2 separate regions of the Homo sapiens genome follow, and region 2 is linked to region 1. Evidence: chromatin contacts called from ENCODE Hi-C or POLR2A ChIA-PET data. All regions are on one chromosome and are shown on one strand. Each heading gives the region's core, a stretch centred on a gene start or an enhancer-like site at or near the end of the contact. The rest is flanking DNA. Distances are from core to core; before and after follow the strand shown. Region 1 has its middle 75 kb from the start of HMHB1. Region 2 has its middle 110 kb from the start of HMHB1.

What was found. Hi-C counts contacts between places; a loop is a spot of excess contacts on that map. ChIA-PET counts read pairs that join two places held with the same protein, here RNA polymerase II (POLR2A). Pooled maps may share reads with other maps.
Region 2: a map of MCF 10A shows a loop between it and region 1 (2.8-fold over the local background). The contact joins two enhancer-like sites. A Hi-C loop is called at or near these places in 2 of 168 maps with a recorded cell type or tissue (MCF 10A and PC-9) and 4 of 50 pooled maps. POLR2A ChIA-PET finds 5 or more read pairs at or near these places in 2 of 52 experiments (MCF 10A and activated CD4-positive, alpha-beta T cell).

Annotation. Positions count from the first base shown.
Region 1 is chr5:143,884,441-143,889,869 of GRCh38, forward strand. No RefSeq gene overlaps it. Among named protein-coding and RNA genes, the nearest start is that of HMHB1, 75 kb to the left of the region's middle. Within about 2 kb of position 3,056, at least 6 of the 41 ENCODE cell types and tissues checked have a DNase peak (open chromatin) inside an H3K27ac peak, as active enhancers do.
Region 2 is chr5:143,920,703-143,925,887 of GRCh38, forward strand. No RefSeq gene overlaps it. Among named protein-coding and RNA genes, the nearest start is that of HMHB1, 110 kb to the left of the region's middle. Within about 2 kb of position 2,194, at least 6 of the 41 ENCODE cell types and tissues checked have a DNase peak (open chromatin) inside an H3K27ac peak, as active enhancers do.

The DNA.
Region 1 (5,429 bases), core at 1,806-4,305:
ACAAGGATTACCCGGAACCCTGCAGTTGTAGTTGGCAAAAAGGAAGAACACAGTATCTCTGATCATATTAAAGCACCTCTCAAACAATCTTTAAACTTTTTACAATTTTGCCTTTCATGTTCACCAGAATCTGGGTTCTTTTAAGATATCATGATGGCTTAGTGGATCAATAAATGGTACCTTTACCCAGCTTGCTCCGTGGCCTCTTGAGATCCTCATTCTGTCATCCCAGGGAGAATCCACTGCTCCCATCTTTCTTACCTAGCTTCCCTTTGTGGCCTGCCTTTCTCCAGTGTAACACCCAGTACACTGTCTCAGTTAAATACTTCCTAACTCATGTATCCTTTAGCTACACTGCCTTCTCAGAAACCAGGTACTGCCTACATTCACCTGTATATTCACAGAACCCAGTACTAGGCCTGCTACAGTAAAGTTTGCATTGAATTGAATTTGTGGCTCAGCTCAGACTTTCTGACCACCACTAACCACCCAGCCTCTACCTCCTTGGAACCCTCAGGGACTTTCCTGCTTCTGATGCTTGCTGTTTTTTGCTTGACTTTGTCATTAATAAGCCCATGTCTATAAATGTACTTGTATATCTATTGAATACTTACCAATTAATCACTTTATGTGCTTTAACTTGTCCAGTCTTCACAACAGCCTTTCCATCTTACAGATGAAGAGACCAGACCTAAGAGGTTAAGTGGCTTGCCCTGGGTCACCCAGCTAGTAAGTAGAGTGGTCAGAGTTGAAGCAAGCAATGTGTTCCTAATCACTAACCTGTTTTCAGCTGGAGCACTGCTAGTTCCTTGTAGGCTAAACATGCATCCTTTATATTGTTGAATTACCATCCCAACAGCCCTATTAGGTAGGTATGATTATTAGTTCTCTTTTCCAGATAAGAAAAATGAGGGTCAGTGAGGTTAAACCATTTGTCCAAGGTTACCTTAGTGATAAGTGACAGGACAGAGATTAAATCCCAAGCTGTTTGACCCCAGAGCCCATGTTCATCAACCATTATGCCAATCAGTTTTCTGTTAATTGATTGATGATTATATCAGAAGCAACTACCAGGGTCATCTGATCTTTAATTACCATCTGTGATTCTTATTATTTAAGAGGTATAACAACAGCCACTTCGTAGGATTATCATAAGAGCTTCAAGCTATGTTGTAAAGTTCCAAGAGTATTTGGCATTCTAGAGCAAGTGCTCAACAAATGGTAATTATCATTACTATTTTGTTGTTTTTTGAGTGCTCCTTGTGCCAGATAAGTGCTTTACATGTATTATCTGATTTAATTCTCACATCACCCTCATGAGATAAGTACCATTATCATGCTGATTTTATAGATGTGGGAACTGAGGCTCAGAAAAGTAACTTGCCCCAAATTACACAACTGGTTAGTGGATAGGGCTGCACAATTAGTTGTCTGATGGAGTAGCATGGTACTAGCACTCTTTATTACTTAGAAAGTTCTGGTAAAGAGATCAGACAGTCCAATTATCACTGGGTGTATTGACCTCTTCTTGGGTTCTGTTAGTTTCTGGTTTTTTGAGTGGTTCCTTAGCCACATGAGTCTCAGCTTTGTAGATAAAAAATTGGAGCCTTTGTAGTCACAACTTTACATAGACAAACTCTGGGGAACAGCAGCTGCTGAAGGGAGAATGAAAATGGACAGTATTCAGAGCACAAAGGGCTGAACACATGAAGTTATCCCATTTGAAACCTCTTTCCACCTGGCCAGCTGAAGGATCCAACAGCTACAGGTGCAAACCCCTTCCTTGTCCCACGCTTTTCCTGATGCTCCTCACGGGGCCCTGGCACAACATGAGAGAGAGAGAGAGCTGGCAATTCTCTTGTTAATTTGGGCCTTGTACATTATTCAGACTGTTAAAAAAAAAAATCCATGTTGAGTCTAAAAGTATCTGGACCAGCTGTCTGTATAGATTAAATAATCCAGATGGCTTCATGAAACACTATAGCAGAAAAGAAAGTAGTTTCACCATAGAACGAGTCAATCCAGAAAGCACAGGGGACAATAGATTTCTTTACCTCGTATAACCCAATTTCTTCTCTTCTTAGCTCGGCTGGCTTAAATGTAGAGTGCTGTCGCCAAATCTTCAGTCTACCTGGGCTATTTAAGTAGAGTCACAATGTTTCCTTTTTCTAGAAAAGATTAAAAAATAAACAACCAAAATTTGGTGGTAGAGAATGGCATTTGGAATAAAGGATTAATCAGTTCTGTCACTCTCACTTGGGCAGCAAAATCAAGCTTCTTGTGTTGGGAAATACTGCTGGATGGGATAATTTCCACATTGCCAGGCTGTTTTTCTTTTTAATATCACAGCTGATTTGCTGTGGCGGAGGCTGCTGCAAACTGCTGGCACCATTTCTGGTTACAAAATGTGTCTGCCAAACAGCTCAGTGTAGAAAGAGCCATACTGTATTCTTTGATGGTGGGCTCATTTGGCAGGGAACAGATCTGCATAGAAAGAGACTCAATTCATCATCTCCCCTGCACCTCGTTGTGGGCTGAACAAAGTGAATGTATCAAATTGTCCTTGTGGAAATCAGTGACATAAATTTCTACTCTCTTCACCAATACTGCAGTTGGAAACTTTCAGCTGTTTTAGCGATGTGTTTCCTTTTACCCTTATTCCCTGGTACACATGGCAGCAGAAACCCAGGAAAATGCAGATGGTTCACCTCTGCTGCCTCTGTGCTTGAGAGACACAAATGAGAGTGGGTGCCGAAAGCTGTTTGAATTCATCATTAATTGTCAAACAATTCTGCCAGTTCTCTTCTGAGCATGAAAAAATGTAAAATTAGAAAAACTTAGATGAAGTTATAGAATGTAATTCTCTCTCCTGAAAACTCTCAGATCAGTGTACTGTACTCTGCCGATGATGACTACACTGTCTTTTTTTTTCTGTCTCCATTCACAGATGTCAATACATGGTGAGTGGTTTCCAGAAATTTACTTCATCTGCAACTAAAAGCAAGGGGGGAAGGCAGCATGAACCACACTGGCACACTGCCAGCTCAGCACTCTCCACCAGGAACTCAGCCCCATGCCAAGCCACTCCTGGAAGACAAGGCAAGAGAGCGAGGGCACATTTTTTAAGGACACATTTTAAAACAAGAATTACACTGTCACAGCACCTACCTTCTCTCTCTTTCAAAATTCTAGCTCAAAGAATTAACCTCTCACATTAGGGGAAATAGATAATGATTCAGTCAAAGGTGAATGAAAATACAATATTTACATTCATTTCAGACTTGTTTTAGGCAATGCCTATTTTTAAGTGAAACAAATGAAGCATTTTTTTCTCGATATTGGCTACTGATATTAGCATCTAACTAGACAGGAAGCGAGGAACTAAGAGAAGGGAATAGATAATTAAGGCCATCATGCATTTTTACTCTGAGCTCTGCGAGTCATTTAATCCCATTTTTCATTTATCCATGTATATATTCAATGCTGAGAATTTATAGTGGCCTCAGAAAGAAATTCTAGATAATTTTTATTGAGCTCTTACCACGTGGCAGACACTATTCAAAGTGCTTTGCTGTATTCCCGCATTCCATCCTCACAAAATGCTATGAGGTCAGTGTTATTTTTAGCCCCTTTTTACAGAGGGAAAAATAAAAACATAAAGAGGTTAAGTAGTTTTCCCAAGGTAACACAGCTGCTGAGTGTGGAGTGAGGGTGTGAATTGAGGTAGTCAGACTTTAGAGCTGACATTCTAACCAAGTTTACTCCATGACGGTGATGGTGGGGTGGTCCTAGCAGAGGGCTTTGGAGCCATTTCTGCTTCCGAAGGGTTTATTTTTATACCCTTACTGCCTTCTTTACAGGGATGATTTGGGAATGAACAAGAGAAGTGTCCTACTGGCAGGAAGAAATAAATGACTCAGAGTGAAGAAGGAGGAGGGGGAAAAACTCTTTTAAGCCACAAAGATACCATTTTTTGCACCAGAGGAGGTCACTGAATAAATCAAAGGAGAGAAATGGATCTTGGGAGGTCACATGGATAATAGTCCTGCCTTTGGGGAGGACACCCTGCTGCCAGAAAAATGATTCAAGGGAATTCTTGCTGCAGCAAGGGGTTGGGTTACTCATGTTAAACAGTGCCCGAGAGTGTGTGCTTTATGAAGTTGACCAGATGTCCTGTTTGGTTAGGACTCTCCAGGTTTCTTAATGGCTTTGAAGAGTGTCCTGGGAGTCACCCGGAGCAGGCAGGCTTGGTTCTAGGTCCCCCATTGACACATTGTAAAGGGCTTTGGGTTACTTTGTGTGTTACCACTTTGCAATTGTTCAGGTCACCAAATAAATCAGAGAATTTGCTAGCCTGGCAATAGTTCAAAGCTCTGTGTTCCTTTTCTTGTTTTAGGTTTATTTATTCTTGAGTGTTTCTCTGGGCCAGCCTTGAGGATAAACAAGTCATGGTCCCTTGCTTCCAGGAGATCATGGTGAGGAGAGCTGAAGCCCAGTGAACTCTGAGAGATCTAGTGCTCTGCTACTCACCACTAAGGCTCTGCAAGATGAGGAGTAAACAGGATGTCCGTTTTTCTCTCTTCTCGGATGCTCTGTCCCCCATGTCCCATCTTTCCCTTCTATTTGACTGGTGGATGACTTTATGCTGATCCAGCATTAGACAATTCTCAGATACTGATTAAAAAATAAGAGCTCATGCTTATAAAAGTTCTGCATGTGGCACTAATTTAATTCTTATGACAACATTGTGAGATAGTTCATGTTACTAGCTCCATTTTCTACATCAGGACATCGAGGCATGAGAAATTTTAAAATGTGCCCACAGCAAAATGATAATCAGCCATAGAGACAGAGTTTGGATCTGGGCAGTTTGCCTCCAGAGTGCCTCATCACCACCACCAGCATACACCATCTTTGTGATAAGGGCTGCCATTAAAAAGAATATTTCAAGAGGATACAAGGAAGAAGCTGATGCAGAGATGAGGGAAGACTAACCCAGTAAGTCATACGACAGTCAGCATTTAGCGTGTATAGAGATTAGCTGGACTCCTTCGGGCTTCTCTGCTGGATGGATCTTGTTTTGCAGATGAGGAAACTGAGACTGCAGGATTAGCTAATCATCAAATAATGAGGGTGTAGCAGAACCAGGATTTGATCTCCTTGGGTTCTTTTCCCTGGACTCCTATTGGTATACAGAGTGGCACAGAGCATGAAGACAAATTCTGCCTCAAAATGAAAGAGGCCATCACTAAGATGAATAAGATGGAACAACAATTTAAAAGAGAATGCCAGCACAAGACTGTCTTAGAGATCGCTCAGACTAACCTTTTGCTGGATGAATTAAACCTCTGTCAATAATCTTATTAAAAAGATTGGAGACAAATTTGGGAATTAGAATGACTGATGTCTGCCCCCATCTCCTCTACCCG
Region 2 (5,185 bases), core at 944-3,443, 35 kb after region 1:
AGTCATGATTTACTTGTGGGTCATGAAATCAAAGAGTGATAACAAAATTAAGAACAGAAAATATGAAAGTGTAGTATATATGGTGAAGTTAAGAATTGGTTCATAAAACCTTGGTTGCAGGATGTGCTCTGGGTCACAATGTGAAATCTACTTCTGCTATAGGTCAGAGTCAGTGGAAAGTCACTATTGTAGCCGGTACCTAACATGTTAAAGAGAAAGTCTATATAGTCTTACTCAGTATGAGTCACCACTGGACAATATTCAATATTCACCACCTCCTCAATATTCAAATCCTGGATAGCCTGAGAAAGTCAATGACATGCATTGTGCTGAGATCATGTGGTTCAGGTTAGAACAGTTTTTCTGGGCTTTGACTGAATCTCACAGATCTAAATGTGTTTTTATTGCCATGTTTGCTAAATGTCCTTGGTAAAGAGTGGAGACTCCAAGGAACACTGGTCAAGGTATGTCACCTTTTCACTAAAATAAACACAACTTTATTTCTCAACTAGGAATAGTGTCAACATAACTGAAAAATTCAAATAAATTTTGAATTGCTTGAACTGCCTTTATTATATATTTTATAGATTATCTAACATCAAATTATGCTATGATCACTTTTATTCAGTAACTTACTGATTTTGTATGTTTTTATACAGAAATGGATTATCATTCTAGTAGAGCCTGGAGAGTTCAAACTGTCTGAAAGTTCTACCTAATCTTTTCTACCTAATCAATGCATAAGACACTGGTAACTTCTTAGGCACTCTCTCATAATCTCTGCAATTTCCCTTCTGTATTCTGAAAGTAAACATCTATTTTTTCAATCTGTTGTAAGCTGCCATATATACAACAAGCTTATTACATCTTACAACCAGACTTCCACTTGTAAATTGCCTCCTCCTCCTCATATAGAAATTCTGGAGCTGCCACTCATATTTCTTCAGAATCCCAGTGACTCACTGTAGAATCAGCTCTGCCTTTTCTCAATTTCTGGCATCCTTCAAATATCTTTCAGATGAGAAATGGGGTTGAAATTGGACAACATTTCTTTCTACCATCCCTTGAGGACAAGATTTCAAAATCTTTACCCCCAGGCTTTCAAAGGCCAGGCCTGTAATGCCAAATACATGTGAGATGTTCTCCATTATGAAGTCCCTTGAATTCTAAATTTAAATCTCAAAAAAATCTAAATCTGAACTTTTTTTTTCCTGTCTCCCAGAACAGCTGCTTTCTCCTACTGACTTTCTGTGTTTATGAAGATCCCTTGTTTTCCCAGACTTCAAGACTCAAAACTTCAAGATCATATTGGACTCCTTTTTTGGTTCTCACCTTCTCCATTTAATCCATCATGAAAGTTTACATCACTCAACCAATTCGAAATCTGTCTGGCTGGGCTCTAAACCTACTTCACAGTGTTCATTCTGGCAAGAAGGTGTCATGAGAGTGTCTCTTGATTGACTCAATTGATGAGACCAGAAATAAATACAACATGACATCATGGTAGGAACAGTTTTCTATCTCTAGCTTAAAATAAATCTAAAACATAATAGGAACTTATTAGGAAGAACAATGGCTTTGTAATTTTCTGTCATTTAAAAAATAAAGAAAATTCTCCTTTCACAGGATTATTAAATGCTCATTCCAAAGTTTAAAAAATATTACTTGTATATGACTATATTTTATTTCACTTTATAGTAAGTTCCTTCTATAGTCCTGAATATATGGGTTGCTAGTTAAAATTAAAGCAGCCTGTAATCCTACTACTTAGGGAGGCTGAGGTGAGAAAATTGCTTGAGCTCAGGTTCAACACCGGCCTGGGCAACACGGCGAAACCCTGTCTCTACACGAATTACAAAAATTAGCTGGGTGTGGTGGTGTGTGCCTGTGGATCCAGCTACTCAGGAGGCTGAGGTGGAAGAATTGCTTGAGCCCAGGAGGTTGAGCCTCAATGAGCTATGATCACGCCACTGCACTCCAGCCTGAGTGACAGAGTGAGACCCTATCTCAGTAAGTAAATAAATATGTAAATAAAACTAAAGCAGAGACCATGATTTCCTTTCTATTGTTTTCTAATTCTTCTTTAAATGAGTCACTTTGCACTTTTCTTTTCTACAACTGGAAAATCAACAAATACATTTTAAGCTACTGAGGGCCAATAGGTTTCAATTTCCTTATTGGCTAAGATTGACGGTTACTACTTGGAGTGCTGTGTCAGGAAGAATTGTGAGTCACAACCAGGTCCTGCCAGAAGGAATACTGTGCTCAATTAGTGAGGTCCTCTGTGGGCTTGAGAAGGGAACATGATGGCTCGCATGTCACATGAAGCAAGAATCAAGGCCAATCTGAAAGTAGAACAGAAGAGTTTGACACTTAGATGGCATACTTGAATGCTATGTAATTAAGGCTTTTGTCACAAAAGTGGCTATTTTGCCATCCTGTCACAATACTGAAATTCTAGGATTAGCAACTTTTAAAGACTTTTTGAAACCTTTCACTAGTAAAAAAGTTTTTGAAAACTTTCACTATTAAAATACTACCTTTATTGTTCTTATTCTGGGAAAGTGAATGGGTTTAAGTCATTATCAGCAAACAGTTAAGGAGGAAGTAGTCTATGAGATTGATTTTCAACCTTGAGTGTGGATGAAAGAAATGATCTTTGTAATGAAATATGGGGTGCATTTATTAGAAGGAGAAAGTGAGAACCAGGAGGATGAAACTGTGAGTAGAAAGAGAACTGAAATTGGAATTGGATGGCAACAACGATGTCTTTGTCTCCTTAAGAAATAGCTTCCCATCTCCTCTTTGAAAAAAGCTTTAAAAAAAAGTAAAAGAAAAACTAATGAAACTAAACAAAAAATAAAAAGAAAAATAAATCAAACCTTGGTGAGGTTCATCCTTAATATTCTCTAAAAAGGCTCCAAATTTTCCTCGTTCTTTATCCCTTACTAGGTCAGCAGCAGCATATCAAAGAAGCACAAACAACTTGCTGAATTCGATTCTAAGTGGGCATAGCTTTGTGCCTGCTAAAAGGAAATAAGGATTTAGGCCCTTTAGATATAATGGCGACAGCAACAACAGCAATAAATACAATGGCCACCACTCCTGAGTGTACCATGTCTTGGTTTTGCTCTGAAATGCATGTACATGCTGGATCTCCTTTAATTCTCATCCAATCCATGATGCATCACTCTAATTATCTCTGATTTACAGCTGGGCTTCAGTAGTCTGCTTAAAGTCATGCAATGAGCAAATGACAGAGCCAGAATTTAAACCCAAGTCTTTCTTAGGCCAAACCTTATTTCTACCTTTCTCCCTTGCCTGTGTTCTCTTTCAGTTTCTTACTGAGACCTAGGTAACTATCCATGTCAGCTCTAGGGCTCAGACAAGATGAGTCACACTTGCAGGAAATATGAGAGAGAAAAAGCTACAACTCTATAGCATGAAAAGTGATTTTCATATTGTTTATACTTAAATGAGACGCTCTGCACTAAAATTCTCTCGTTTCCACACTTTGTACGGATATATAAATTCTCCCAAAATAGGATCCAGGTGCCATTTATATAGCAACATTAACCCTGAATCTCTCAGTGGGAAAAATCCTGTAAACTGATGATAATACTCATGTTGGCACAGGATAATATTAGAAAACCAAAGAAAACATTTTCTGGTTTGTGTACCTTGAATAAACAGATGTTTAAAATTCTACTTTCCCTACATTTACCAAGCATATAAATGAGAACTAATTAGACTGAAATTCCATGGACCGTGTTCCAACGCCCTAGTTTAGTCATCCAGTATAAACACTGTAAATGAATAAAATGCAGTATATTTAACAATTTAGAGTCACGGTTCCTTAAATTCAACTGATACAGTATTACAGTGCACTGAGTAACAAAAAGTGACTGAAGTTTTGTTATTTTATTTGGAAAAACAATTACCACAGAAAAGTACATAGTATGAAAATATTCATGTGTCCTCATCCCAGAATTAATTAACATTTTGCCATATATGCTTCTAAAATTGTGTTTAATAAAGACAAAATAAAACATTACAAAGAAAGCTGCAGTATTTTTGTATCCCTTCCAGATGGAATATCCCCTTCTCTTTCTCTCCCTCTCCAGAGTCAGCATCTCTTTGGAACTTGTTGAATATCCTCCAATTCATGATTTCATATTTTACTAGTTAGGCAGACACAAAATGTTATAGCATTATTTGTGACTCGAAATTTTATAAAAATGGTCTATTTTATATTTTGCATTCTGTTATTTGCATTGTTTTTTTTTTTTTTTTTTTTTTTGAGCAAAAAGGCTGTTTATTTCACCTGGGTGCAGGCTGGCTGAGTCTGAAAAGACAGTCAGCGAAGGGAGATGGGGTGGGGCTGTTTTATAGGATTTGGGTAGGTAAAGGAAAATTACTGTCAAAGGGGGGGTTGTTCTCTGGCGGGCAGGTGTAGGGGTCACAAGGTGCTCAGTAGGGGAGCTTTTGAGCCAGGATGAGACAGGAGAAGGAATTTCACAAGATAATGTCATCAGTTAAGGCAGGAACAGGCCATTTTCACTTCTTTTGTGGTGGAATGTCATCAGTTAAGGCAGGAACTGGCCATCTGGATGTGTACGTGCAGGTCACAGGGGATATGATGGCTTAGCTTGGGCTCAGAGGCCTGACATTCCTGTCTTCTTAAATTAATAAGAAAAATAAAATGAAATAGTGGTAAAGTGTTAGGATGGCGAAAATTTTTGGGGGTGGTAGGGAGAGATAATGGGCGATGTTTCTCAGGGCTGCTTCGAGCGGGATTAAGGGCGGCGTGGGAACCTAGAGTGGGAGAGATTAAGCTGAAGGAAGATTTTGTGGTAAGGGGTGATATTGTGGGGTTGTTAGAAGAAACATTTGTTCTGTAGAATTATTGGTGATGGCCTGGATATGGTTTTGTATGAATTGATAGCACCAGGAGATATCAGCTGTGATGGTTTGGAGAAACAGTGTAAACTGGCAGTGTAAACAAGAGCAGGGCATTTATGAGTACTTGAGAACGGTGAATAGGAGTATGACTAGACAGAAGACAGTAGGGATGACAAGTTTTTTGGGGTGAGTCTAAGTTGGTCTGGTGTCTGGGATGAGACTGGGGCTTAATAAAAAGGAGCATCTATACAGGAGCTCAAATGGGCTGTACCTTGTAGCATCC